Linked DNA regions of Homo sapiens: region 1 is linked to region 2. A link is a contact called in ENCODE Hi-C data. All regions are on one chromosome and are shown on one strand. Each heading gives the region's core, a stretch centred on a gene start or an enhancer-like site at or near the end of the contact. The rest is flanking DNA. Distances are from core to core; before and after follow the strand shown.

The links. Hi-C counts contacts between places; a loop is a spot of excess contacts on that map. Pooled maps may share reads with other maps.
Region 1: a pooled map shows a loop between it and region 2 (11-fold over the local background). The contact joins the enhancer-like site here to the promoter of ALG14 in region 2. A Hi-C loop is called at or near these places in 3 of 50 pooled maps.

What each region holds. Positions count from the first base shown.
Region 1 is chr1:93,038,705-93,045,426 of GRCh38, reverse strand. No RefSeq gene overlaps it. Among named protein-coding and RNA genes, the nearest start is that of MTF2, 37 kb to the left of the region's middle. RefSeq lists an enhancer at 2,675-2,934. Within about 2 kb of position 2,811, at least 6 of the 41 ENCODE cell types and tissues checked have a DNase peak (open chromatin) inside an H3K27ac peak, as active enhancers do.
Region 2 is chr1:95,068,468-95,074,933 of GRCh38, reverse strand. ALG14 (ALG14 UDP-N-acetylglucosaminyltransferase subunit) reads left to right here and starts at 1,983. Exons shown (of 4, transcript NM_144988.4): 1 at 1,983-2,171. The coding sequence starts at 2,036. RefSeq lists enhancers at 1,862-2,221, 2,462-2,541.

The DNA.
Region 1 (6,722 bases), core at 1,562-4,061, 2.0 Mb after region 2:
TTTTCAAACAACCTTTGTAGCTGGAATTAGATAGTTTGGTACCGATCATGCCTTGGCTACTATTAAAATTTCTAAAAGGGGCCAGCCTCAGTGGTTCACACCTGTAAGCCCAGCACTTTGAGTGGCCAAAGCAGGCAGATCATTTGACGTCAGGCGTTCAAGAACAGCCTGGCCAACATGGTGAAACCTTGTCTTTACCAAAAATATTAAATAACTTTTAAAATTGCAAAAACCACAGTTACTTTTGCATCAACCTATACAAAAACTAGCCAGGCATGGTGACACGTGCCTGTAGTCCCAGCTACTTGGGAGGCTGAGGCAGGAGAATCTCTCGAACGCAGGAGGTGGAAGTTGCAGTGAGCCAAGATCACGCCACTGCACTCCATCCTGGGCAACAGAGTGAGACCCTGTCTCAAATAATAATAATAATTGTTATCATCATCATCATCTAAAATGTTATAATCCCTAAAGATCTCCACATCTGATTCTCATATTTTGTAAGTTGCATCTGCACTGCCAGTAAGGTTTTGCTTTCAAATTGTTTAGTTTTGTTTTTGAGTCTTCAGACTTTAAAAAAATTAAACAAGTTATACTACACTGTGTTTGAAAAGAAAAAGAATATAAATGAAAAGGGAAGCCATAAATATCAGTCAACAGACATAGTTGAGAAATTTGGGGAACTCTAGGTCTATACAACTTTCCTAGATTGAACCCTGTAGTCTCAATTGATTTCAATGAGAATTTTTTGTCAAGTGAGGGATGATAATTTTTATATAGATCTCATTCTTACTTTTCCAAGTTTTCACTTTAATTCTGTAGTGGACTCAGTGTGGGTAATAGGCATATTAGATTCCACAAAATTGTGAAAGTTATTGGTCTGGATTTTATTTTAGAGTGCCAACTGTTGTGGTATTCACTTCTGTTTGAATCAACTATAGCGTATAATGTCAAAACAATACATTGGAACCAATAGCTCCCAGGGTAAAAATTATCCGTGTACAGATGGTGGGCAAGAGTGATTACTTAAATTCTAGATATATAAATACCATAAGTACATATTCAGAGTTATGAATGGAGTAAGGATTCCCACAGTATTAATCTAACTTCAACAAGCCACGCAAATAGAGTGAAACACAATCTGTTCTATACATTTTGCACACTCTCAATTGCTGTAACATGAGAAATGGTATTTTAAGGGTAGAAACCCTCAACTGCTTTGAGACCACAAAAGTCCATCAGTTTACAGCTGGAGGCTTCTATCTATTCAGAATGTTTGGTACTCTTACAAACAGTAGCCCCACCGTTAAAATTAATAGATTTTGTATCCTAGGGGGCAAAGTTCTTTAAAGTCATGACATGACTTTTGCTTTGGCCTTGATTTTCCTTTTATTTCTAAGGAGTTTCTGTAAAAGGATTCCTTTGTTAACATATACCATTTTCGTTATAATATAACATTAGTTTTTCCTCTGTATTTTCACAAAAGCAAAAAAAAAATTGTACAAGCCAATACTTATCCCTAAAATATATTTTTCTGATTACAAAGTATTGATGTTATTTCTGAAAAAATATAAAAAGTATAAAACAAAAAATAAAAATTACTCATAATACACATAGAGAATAACATTTTGGTGTCCATATTCCCATATAAAACACAGTCATATGTTGCTTAACGACAGGGTACAGTCTGAAAAAAGCATTGTTTGGTGATTTTGTCCTTGTGTGAACATCATAGAGTGCACTTACACAAACCTACATGGTAGAGCCTACTACACACTTAGGCTATATGGTATAGCCTATTGCTATACCATAGCACCATATAGGACTATGAATTGTCCTATAACTAAATATGGTACTAAGAACATAGAAGACAATAAATGCTTCAATTTATGATAATTAGGCATTGAGCAAAACTCTGATTTTCTATACCAGTTCTTCACAAGATGCCTATTAAATTGAGTTGAAACATTGATGGGATTGGTGTCTGCAAGAAATATTCTGGAAATACTAAATTTTATAATTTAATGTTAATAGGCTTTTAGTGTTGAGAGTAATGTATTTCTTGCTAAGTCATCAATAAACATCTAATTTAAAATACAATAAAAATAATTTATAAAATAGGTCATTACACTTATACAAGCTTGTTGAACAAAGGCTAGTAATATAATTTTTTAAGTACCATGAAAAGAGATCATACTGGTTCTGTGTGGTGGCTCATACTTGTAATCCCAGCACTTCGGGAGGCCGAGATGGGAAGATTGCTTGAGCTCAGGAGTTCAAGATCGGCCTGGGCAACATAGCAAGACCCCATCTTTAAAAAAATACAAAAAAATAGCTAGGCATGCTGGCACGCACCTGTAGTCCCAGCTACCTGTGGGGCTGAGGTGAGAGGATCGCTTGAACCCTGGAGGCGGAGGCTGCAGTGAGCCATGTTTGAGCCACTGCACTCCAGCCTGGATGACAAAGCAAGAACCTGTCTCAGAAAAAAAAAAGAGAGAGAGACAGTTTGTATCAAGTAGTCCAGAAGAAATAAAGCTGGAGACTAAAGTTTCAGTAGTGCTTTCTAGAACTTTTCAAGACAAGGTTATCTGTATAACTGAATTTGAGTATTTCACCAGGCATGAGAGCCAATCTCATGTGAAACACCGAATAGTCCCAAAGAACGTGAAAGGAATATCGTAATGAGGCAGAATAGGGTCTGGAGGCAAGGAACCTAAGGCTGATTCACCCTGACTTCCTAGAACTAAATCGAAAGAAAAACCCCAACTTTCTGCACCTACGTAACAAAAGGACCAGAAGCTACTCCCTTTGCAAACCCCAACCTTTTCTACACAGCAGATGGGAAACTGAAACTACCTCTGAGTGGTTACTTTTTGCAACCAATCAGACCTTTCCATAGGAATATAACATTGTAACTTCACTTCAGTGATTATGATTATGAGCCAAGGCTACATTTGCATAGAAGTGCAACTTTATAACTTCACTTTAGCCTCTGATTGTTTGCTTTCCACAACCAACCATATGTTTGCATAGGAGTGTGACCTTTGTAACTTGACTTCAGCCTCTGATTGCTTGCTGTCTGCAAGCAATCAGACTAATTGTGGACCACCACTTCATTTACATGTGGTGAACACCAAGTGGCCAATGGGAAACCTCTAGCGGGTATTTGGACCCAAGAAGGTTCTGTATCCAGAGCCTTTGAGCCGCTGTTGGGAGGGCTTCCACACCGTGGAGTGTATTTTCACTTTCAATAAATCTCTGCTTTCATGGCTTCATTGTTTCCTTGCTTTGCTGTGCGTTTTGCCCAATTCTTCAAAATGCGAAGAACCTGGGCAGCTTGCAGTCAAGAGCCTCTACTGGTAACAGTAACATGGGTTGTTTTTGTTTTGTTTTGTTTTTACAAGAGTAGGACTTTCCTCATACCCTAAGTCTTTGGTCATTAAGACACACAAATAAAACTGCATATCCTGCACTGATCATCAGCCAAGTATATTTACTAATTTCAATTAGAAGAATATAAACACCTTAACTGTCACAGTTAATTAGTATATTTGGAGATGGTGATGGAGAATGTTACGTAGAGAAAAAAAAACCAATTACTTATAGTGCAAATAGAGATTCTTAGAGGAGGGCTAAGGCAGAACTTCAAGATTAGTGTCAGATAAGGGATAAGAAGATAAAGAATAAGGGCCGGGTGCGGGACCTCACGCCTGTAATCCCAGCACTTTGGGAGGCGGAGGCGGGCGGATCACGAGGTCAGGAGATCGAGACCATCCTGGTTAACATGGTGAAACCCTGTCTCTACTAAAAATAAAAAAATAAAAATAAAAAATTAGCCGGGTGTGGTGGCGGGCGCCTGTAGTCCCAGCTACTCCGGAGGCTGAGGCGGGAGAATGGCGTGAACCCGGGAGGCGGAACTTGCAGTGAGCTGAGATCACGCCACTGCACTCCAGCCTGGGCGAGAGAGAGGGACTCTGTCTCAAAAAAAAAAAAGGGTTAATTTCATGCCAGGCACTGTGCATGACAATTGCAATACAAGTTAAATACTATAATAGAAGAAATAACAAAATTCTGTGAGGAGAAAGGAAGCTGTTCAGCCAGTGTGTCTACCTAGCCATTATTCCTTCTAAGCCAGCTGCTGCTATGTTAGTCATTTCACACAATTAGCTTTTGCTCCAATATATTTTTATTCCAACCTGACTCCGCTGGCAGATTCTGGACTCTAGGCTCCTTTACTCTGGCTCCAACCCTCTTCTGGCCTTTTGAACCTGGAGCTTGTCCCGTCTCCCTGCCATTTGATTCTTCTCTTTCTAATACATTGGCTTGGACTAGATTTCTTGAGTTTTGTATCTTCAGGTGCCTTGATAAAAGCGCAGATTCCTTTACTCTGTTTAAACCCTGGCTATAGTCACAGACTCTCTGAAAACCCCACCCGGTGTTCAGACAACTGTCTTCGTCTCACCCTAAGGCAATAGAAAACGAAATTCACGCTGGGCGCAGTGGCTCACGACTGTAATCCCAGCACTTTGGGAGGCCGAGGCGGATGGATCACCTAAGGTCAGGAGTTTGAGACCAGCCTTGCCAACGTGGAGAAACCCCATCTCTTAAAATACAAAATTAGCCGGTGTGGTGGTGGGCACCTGTAATCCCAGTTACTTGGGAGGTTGAGGAATGAGAATCACTTGAACCCAGGAGGCGAGGTTGCGGTGAGCTGAGATCGTGCCATTGCACTCCAGCCTGGGCAACAAGAGTGAAACTCCATCTCAAAAAAAAGAAGAAAAGAAAGAAAGAAAGAAATTCAAATGGCCCTTCACCATATGAAAAGACATTATCATAAGGCAGTTGCAAATTAAGGGTAACTGAAATAACATCCTGCACTTCTCAGATTACGAAAAAACAAAAGCGTAGCAATACACTTTGTTCAAGAGATTGTAGAAATAAATAAACTACTGTTGGAAGTGCAGAATCCACATCCCTTTGGGGGTGATTTAGAAGGCATTTCAATTGCACGTATTCTTCAACCCAGCACTATCACTTCTGGCAATTCATTCTAAAAATATGTTTGCATTTATACAAAATGACAAATTTACAAGGTCATTTATTGAGGCATTGCTTGTATAGCCATGAAGATTGGAAATAGCCCAAATGTCCATCCATAGCAGAATTTTCCAATCTCAGCACTAATTGACATTTTAGACCAGATAATTCTTTGTTATGGGACTGTTCTGTGCATTGTAGCATATTTAGTAGCATCTCTGGCCTCTACCTACTAGATGTGAGCAGCACTTTACTCCCAGACCAAAATGATTGTAGACAATGCCAAATGACCCCAGTCAGGGACAAAACCTCCCAGACTCTCTAATTGAGAACCACTTATATACAGATAACTGGTTAAATAATAATGGTATATTCACAAGTGGAATACTATGCAACTGTAAAAACAATGTGGAGCTTTCAATGTGCTAATATGGAATACTGATTGGATAATAAAAAGAATGGAAACAAGAGAAGAAAGAAAGCTACATTTTCATGATTACAAGGATGTGAGGAGATGGAGAGAGAAGACTGTATCTCCATTATCCATACACTTTTTTTTGTTGTTGTTGTTGAGGGAGTCTCACTCTCTCTGTTGCCCAGGCTGGGGTGCAGTGGCGTGATCTCAGCTCACTGCAACCTCCGCCTCCTGGGTTCAAGTGATTCTCCTGCCTCAGTCTCCCAAGTAGCTGAGATTACAGGTGCCCACGACCATGCCTGGCTAATTTTTTTGTATTTTAGTAGAGACGGGGTTTCACCATGTTGGTCAGGCTGGTCTCTAACTCCTGACCTCAAATGATCCACCCTCCTTGGCCTCCCAAAGTGCTGGGATTACAGGCATGAGCCACAGTGCCCGGCATCCATAATGCTTTTTAAAGTATATTCTAGATAACTTAAATTTTTAGCTGTGTGAAAAGTAAGGCTACAATTTTCATCCAGAATGTTCAAGATAAATAGTGAAGCTATAGAGAGCAAAAAGTAATTTTAAAACAATAATTCTCATACAAACTAAAGTTATTTCCAGAAAGTGTTGGAGGGTTGATTGCATTTGCTTATAACAGGTTCTTGTGCTACTGTGAAGAATTGTTCAGAGATCTGTTCTGGAATCTATTAATAATGAGTTATAGAAGTTATAAAGTTATATCTTTCCAATGCATTTTAATTTCCTTTTGAAAATACTTTATTATTTAAGGTTCTAGGCCAGAAAGGAATCAAGCTGCTGCCCTATGTTGCCAAGGATCTAAAACCATCCTCCAGTTGTGACTCAAATAAGAACTACTTCATAGGAGAAAAAAAATACATCCTGCTGATAACATATATCAGTGACAATGTCACACTAAGTGTCCATCTCTGATTAATCCTGCAGCCGAACCTGAGCTCCATGGAGATCTGTTTATTCCTCTATTCATTCAGCATCATGTTTAAATGCATACTGTGTATGAGGGATAATGTCAGGTACTGAATACAGTCCCAGCCATGAATGACACATTTCTTGCTTTCAAGGAGGAGTGAAGGAATTAGACCTTAAAAACCCTATAAGTACAGAATGTTATGGAAGTACAGAAAAGAAGCACAGAGAAATCAGTTTATGAATCTGCCTTGTTTTACTTTCAATTTTGCTCATAACAATCCTCACGACTATAATGAATGTCTTGTGTTTTCATTGCCAACAAGAATAGTACCCTTCCTAC
Region 2 (6,466 bases), core at 734-3,233:
ATACTCCTTGTATTATCCTTGAGCTGTTTTTCTTACTACACCAAAGACCCTACCTCTGGACTTCCAACTACGCATTTGTAAGCCCAGAGAATTCTGATTCCATTAAAATTTGAGAGACACTGACTTCTAAGTCCACAACTATGAACTTTCTCCACCCTTACTAGCTAAGTAGACTTAGGCAAATTATTTAACTTTTATGGAATCTACTTCTTTGTCTGTAAAAAGGGAACTAATATCCACTTTAAGGTCTTACTGCGAGAATGTATAGTTAAGAAGATTTGATGGAGCCGGGCGCAGTGGCTCATGCCTGTAATCCCAGCACTTTGGGAGGTAGAGGCGGGCAGATCACCTGAGGTTAGGAGTTCGAGACCAGCCTGGCCAACATGGTGAAACTCTGTCTCTACTAAAAAAAAAAAAAAAAAAAATAGCCAGGCATGGTGGTGCATGCCTGTAGTCCCAGCTACTTGGGAGGCTGAGGCAGGAGAATCGCTTGAACCTGGGAGGTGGGGGTTGCAGTGAGCCAAGATTGTGCCACTGCACTCCAGCCAAGCGACAGAGTGAGACTCTGTCTCAAAAAAAAAAAAAAAGAAAAGAAAAGAAAAGAAAGAAGATTTGATGGAAGACAATTTGGAAAGTGTTGTAAGGTCCACGGACTCTACTCACAAAGTCTCCCAAACTTGCTTGCTGATAGGAATGGACACGCTGGTTACATAAGCTAATCCCAGGTGCCCGATCCCCGGAAATTCTGATTCAGTGTTTCCTAATGGACCCTGGGAGTCTGCACCTTTAATAACACATTCTAGGCTCCAGGTAAGTGTGGTGATCAGGCAAGTTTGAATTTAGCAAAGGAATACAGGATGCAGTACTCCTGTCCAGCAGGACTCAGATTTCTGGTTTCTGATTCTAGATCTGACGCTATTCCACTTGGGCAAGCAGTTGCACCTTTCTGAACCTTTTTACTCATCTGTATACCTGTTCAATATAACCTACAGGTAGGTCTATGGTGGACCGAAGGCAAATTATATTTGGGGTGAAGGGGCTCCTGATCTTAGTATTTTATGTTGTCGTAATGTGGATTAATTAGACATAATTAATTTATTAACAATTAATTAATTAGACATAAGCAAAATTGAGATTGAAGGGGGTGTTGGCAGATCATCATTTTGGCTGAGGACATGAGAAACACACTGGAAATGCTTTGTGATAAAATTAACTGAATATTAATTGTAGGACTGTGCCTTGTCTATCCTGCTACCTAGAGCCACTGAGCTTTGCAATCCTCTTAGGAGTGTGGCTTACCTTTAGGTGGTCACCCTCAACTACTCTGGTCACACTGAGAGCTGTGAAAACCTCGAGAAAAGTTAAAAACATACATGTTGGGAGACAGGGGGTTTGGATGAGGGCCCTAAATTCGATGTTTAAGCCTAGGGTCCTTACTGGCGAACACTTTCAGTAATGTCTGTGTGCAACAGAAACATTTCTCTTGGCATTAAAAAAAAAAAAAGAAAGAAAGAAAGGATGTATTCCCTTAGCTTCAGGTGGCATTCACGAAGTTGACAGAGCCAGAACACCTCCTAACTGGGGAGTTTCGGGACCTTTAGGGCGCAGAGACTGCCTGACCTCGTCGTGGGCGTAAATCAAGCTTCCCCAGCGCTTAACTTTACAATTTTCAGCTTACGCTTGGCTGCAGCTGCGCACAATCCGCGCAGAAGCAGGGGTTCCGCTGACAAACGTGAACGTACAGAACGTAGAAACCTTTTAACGCTAATATGCAGTTTCCCTGTATGGCTGTTGTGCATTATTAATCTAGGTATTGCGTATTTAGTTTAGGAAACACGAATACTACATGATAAATGAGGTAAAATGGATTGTGACTGGGACCTCAGCTTCTCCGTCGCCTCCACTCCTCCCAGCTCAGGAAAGACCAGCCCACCAAGACGTGCGTCCTCCGCGTTTGAGTCGCTTCGGCACCCGTAGTTGTGAACTTTGACAGCGGCTGGTCCCCGGAAGTTGGACGCATGCGCCGTTTCTCTGCATGGTGTGCGTTCTCGTTCTAGCTGCGGCCGCAGGAGCTGTGGCGGTTTTCCTAATCCTGCGAATATGGGTAGTGCTTCGTTCCATGGACGTTACGCCCCGGGAGTCTCTCAGTATCTTGGTAGTGGCTGGGTCCGGTAAGTATCGAGGAGGCGACTGTCGGACTTGGGTTGGTCACTACAAACCCCAGAGTGCACCGCGACGCTCTTCCCTGGTACCCTTAGCACTTCTTGGAGTGTTGCATGCAGAGATTTGTAGTTTCTCTGCCTTGCCGGAACCGGGCAGTCCAGCCAGGGTAGGGGCTGGTTTGCTGACGCGGCCCAGAGGTTTTTTTTATGACAAGTAATTTACACTTGTCTATAATTAAGACTCTCTGTAGCGTATATTTTTCAAACAATTAGTGAACAGAGAACGTAGAAGCCTTTTGATGCAAACATGCAGTTTCCCCGTATGGCTGTTGTGCATTATTAATCTAGGTATTGCGTATTTAGTTTAGGAAACACGAATGCTACATGACAAATGAGGCAAAATGAATTGTCACATTTATAAATATACAAAGTCCAAGAGGATAAAAACAATGATCTACGGGCTGTAGAACAATACACACGCGGTGGCAGAGTGTGAGCAACACACTGACCTGTCAGGTAATACAATCTAAATCCACCAACTCTGTAGGTGCTTACAATTTTAAATACACATATTTGACAGGGACAGACAGACACACACAGACACAATGTAAACATTTGGGTATGGCAGGAGATTGCATCCAGATAGAACATGTATAGTATGAGTAAATGTACTAAGTTTATGTTCAAGTATAACGCATTACTTTATTCACTTAATCTGTTTTGAGCTGTTAGAAAGACCAAACACTAAACTAACCTCTGGAAATAACAAAACTGACTAACATTACTTGCCACGGAGTGCTGACTCCGTGCTAAGTCCTGTGAGAGATGCAAAGATACAGCAGTAAATGAAATAGAGAATACAAAAAAACTAACAGAAAATAAATCAAAATGAGTATTTGCCACAATGAGATAAATGCTATAATCTTGTAATAATTGTGTAAGAAGTACAAATTGCTATGGCAGTCTTCAGGAAGGGCACTACTTTATCAGGTCTTAAAAAACAGACAGCTTCCTGGAAGAAATGATGCTAAACTGAAACTTGAAAGATGACCCAGAATTAGTCAGATGAGGGACAGCCAGGGTTTCGAGGGCTGGGAGGATGTGAAAAGAAGGTGATAACACTTGGAATGACCAGAGTTGAGAGAACACTATCGTGTAGAGTTCAATGTAGGGAGGTAAACTGAGTCCAGATTGTAAAGAGTATTTAAAATCTTGCTTTTTTTCTTTTTTATACAGAGTCTCACGCTGTTGCCCAGGCTGGAGGGCAGTGGCGCAGTCTCAGCTCACTGCAACTCCACCTCCCAAATTCAAGCCATTCTCCTGCCTCAGCCTCCCGAGTAGCTGGGATTACAGGCGCACCACCACACTCAGCTAATTTTTGTATTTTTAGTACAGACAGTGTTTCACCATGTTGACCAAGGCTGGTCTTGAACTTCCGACCTCAAGTGATCCTCCTGCCTCAGCATCCCAAAGTGCTGGGGTTGCAGACGTGAGCCACCCCTGGCCTAAAATCCTGCTTTATAAAGCAATTGCTGCTACTCCACTGTTGATATCATGTAGGGGTTAAGACCACAGGCCTCTAGGTTGTCATAACACCACACATGAATCACATTTCTGCCACTTACTACCTTGGGGATCTCAGGCAATTAGTTAACCTCGCTGAACCTTCTGTTTCTACATGGGTTGAGAGAGGACAGGAGAGATTAAATAGGATCATATTTAAAGTGTTTAGGCCGGGCGTGATGGTTCACACCTGTAATCTCAGCAATTTGGGAGGCCGATACAGGCGGATTGCTTGAGCTTAGGAGTTGGAGACCAGCCTGGGCAACATAGTGAAACCCTGTCTCTACATTAAAATAAATAAATAAATTAGGTGGATGTGGTGGCATGCACCTATAGTCCCAGCTATTTGGGAGGCTGAGGTAGGAGGATCACTTGAGTCTGGGAGGTGGAGGTTGCAGTGAGCTGAGATTGTGCCACTGCACTCCAGCCTGGTTGACAGAGTGAGACCCTGTCTCAAAATGAAATAAAATAAAATGATATAATCAAAAGCTTAAATTAAAAAATAAAGTGTTCAGTAAAGTGCTTGACATATAGTGTCAACCTAAAATAATCAAAGGGCTCAATATCCAGTTAGAAGAGTTTATTCAAGCACAAAGCGTGAGATTGGGTGTCTGGGGAGCAAACCTATACCAAAGAATGTAATCAGTGCTCCCCATGTGGGGAAGAATGAAGGTAGTTTGTATACGCAAGAACAGAGATGCTGAACAAAATTACAATATTTTCCATACAAAGGCCAACATACAGATACAAGATTTGGTTGGCTACTGTAAGGGCCAAGGGGAAACTTCCCTTTTGCCCTCTGAAGTTTCACTGAAAATCACTGATGAGGCAGAAATAATAGGAGAAAAGGCATACAAATTTATGAAGCATATATGAAAGTGTTCTGAATGAAGACCCAGAGATACAAGGGAAATGGTCTGTTTTTATGCTTAGGTTCAGCAAAGTATGGACAGCCATGTAGAATTATGACTGGACAAAAGGGTATAATTTAATGCTAATAGACAGTAGGGAAGCCCAGCAAGGCCTGTCTAGATTTTTCTTGGTCTCTCTGAGCATGCATTCCTTTCCTTCTGGATGTGGGGTAGGGCCCTCTCTGGAATGGGGGTCTTATGACCTACCGTCAAACAAGGTAGATCAGATAATTTTTTTAATTTAATTAATTAATTTTAAAAATAGAGATGGTGTCTTGCTATGTGTGCCAGACTGGTCTTGAACTCCTGGCCTCAAGCAATTCTCCTGCCTTCCAAAGCGCTGGGATTAAAGGTGTGAGCCACCTCGCCCAGCTCCCCAGCTCGGATAATTTCTTTATGGCCAGTTTTTACACAGAAAGGTGGAGTAAAATTAGAGTAGTATTTTTAGGTTTTATGACCAGCTTTTGGGAGAAGGAGTTCTTGGTTTCTGTGACCCGCCCTGGGGAAGAGAGATTCTAGTTTCTATGGCAAGCCTCAGGGGAGTATGGGACTGAGAGACAGAGGACAGGAGAAGGCCAGAGAAAAATTTTTGCTTCTAAGGCCTTCATTTTGGGATATTATTTTCTAAGTCCCAACACTACTATTGATTACACACTAAGGGATTTGTTTAACATTCTGGTATAAGGAGGTAACAATCACAAAGGCCTCTATCTCCAATGTCATTTAGTCTAGGTTTGAATAAAGACTAGGGAATCTGGTTAATGTATAACATCTCAACACAAAGGTCAGGAAGCAACAGACATACACCAAAGAGAAAAAGCCATGTTACATGAGTCAGTTTCCAGGGCTTAGCTTTTCCCCTTGGCATAATAAATTTGGAAGGTCTTGACATTTTCTTTTCTTTTTACATAAGCATTTAATAAATGGTTACTGTTATTAGTCTTGGTGGCAAAAGGAGCTTTTGAAGTTTTGTTTTGGTTTTTGTTTTTAAGACAGACTCTTGTTATGTACCCAGGCTTGCCTCTAAATCCTGGGATCAAGCGATTCTGAGACAGCCTCCCGAGTAGCTGGTACCACAGGCACGTGCCACCGCACATGACTTATCTTTTTCAGTGGAGAGTCACCCACTTCAAGCCTGCATTGTCAAAAGAATGTCTTGACAAAGACCGAAGTAGAGAAACAAATAGGAGCCTTTTGAATATTTCAGATAAGGATGTGAAAAGAAGGTGATAGCACTTGGAATGGCCAGAGTTGAGAGACTGGAGTCTGACTGGAGTGATAGGTGTGGGGCTGGAGAAAAGCAATCGCATTCAGATGAGATTGGAAGATTTTAGGAGTTAAATCCACAACTGTGGATTGAAAGTAGAGGATGTGGGAGGGAAGGACTGAAGGGTGATTTCCAGGTTTCTGACTTGAACAAATGGATGGATGTTAGAACCATTCACTTGATAGTGTTACATTTGGTGGACTAGAAACCAAAATTAAGGTTGATAATTCACCTGGCAAATGGTGCCTTCATTCAGATTATTGAGGGTAGGAAGGTATCAAGGGCCTGAAAGAACCATGCCAATTAAAGGAAGACTTGTAATCAAATAAGCAGTTTAATAGTTCATGCCCAAAATTTTGGAGGAGGCAGAAGGCATTTTCAATATTTACCTTGAAGACCAAGCGACATTTACTCTTTAGATATCATAAAATATTATTAGTAGGCCAGGCACTGTGGCTCACGCTTGTAATCCCAGCAATTTGGGAGGCTGAGGTAGGTGGATCACCTGAGGTCAGGAGTTCAAGACCAGCCTGGCCAACATGGCAAAACCCCATCTCTACTAA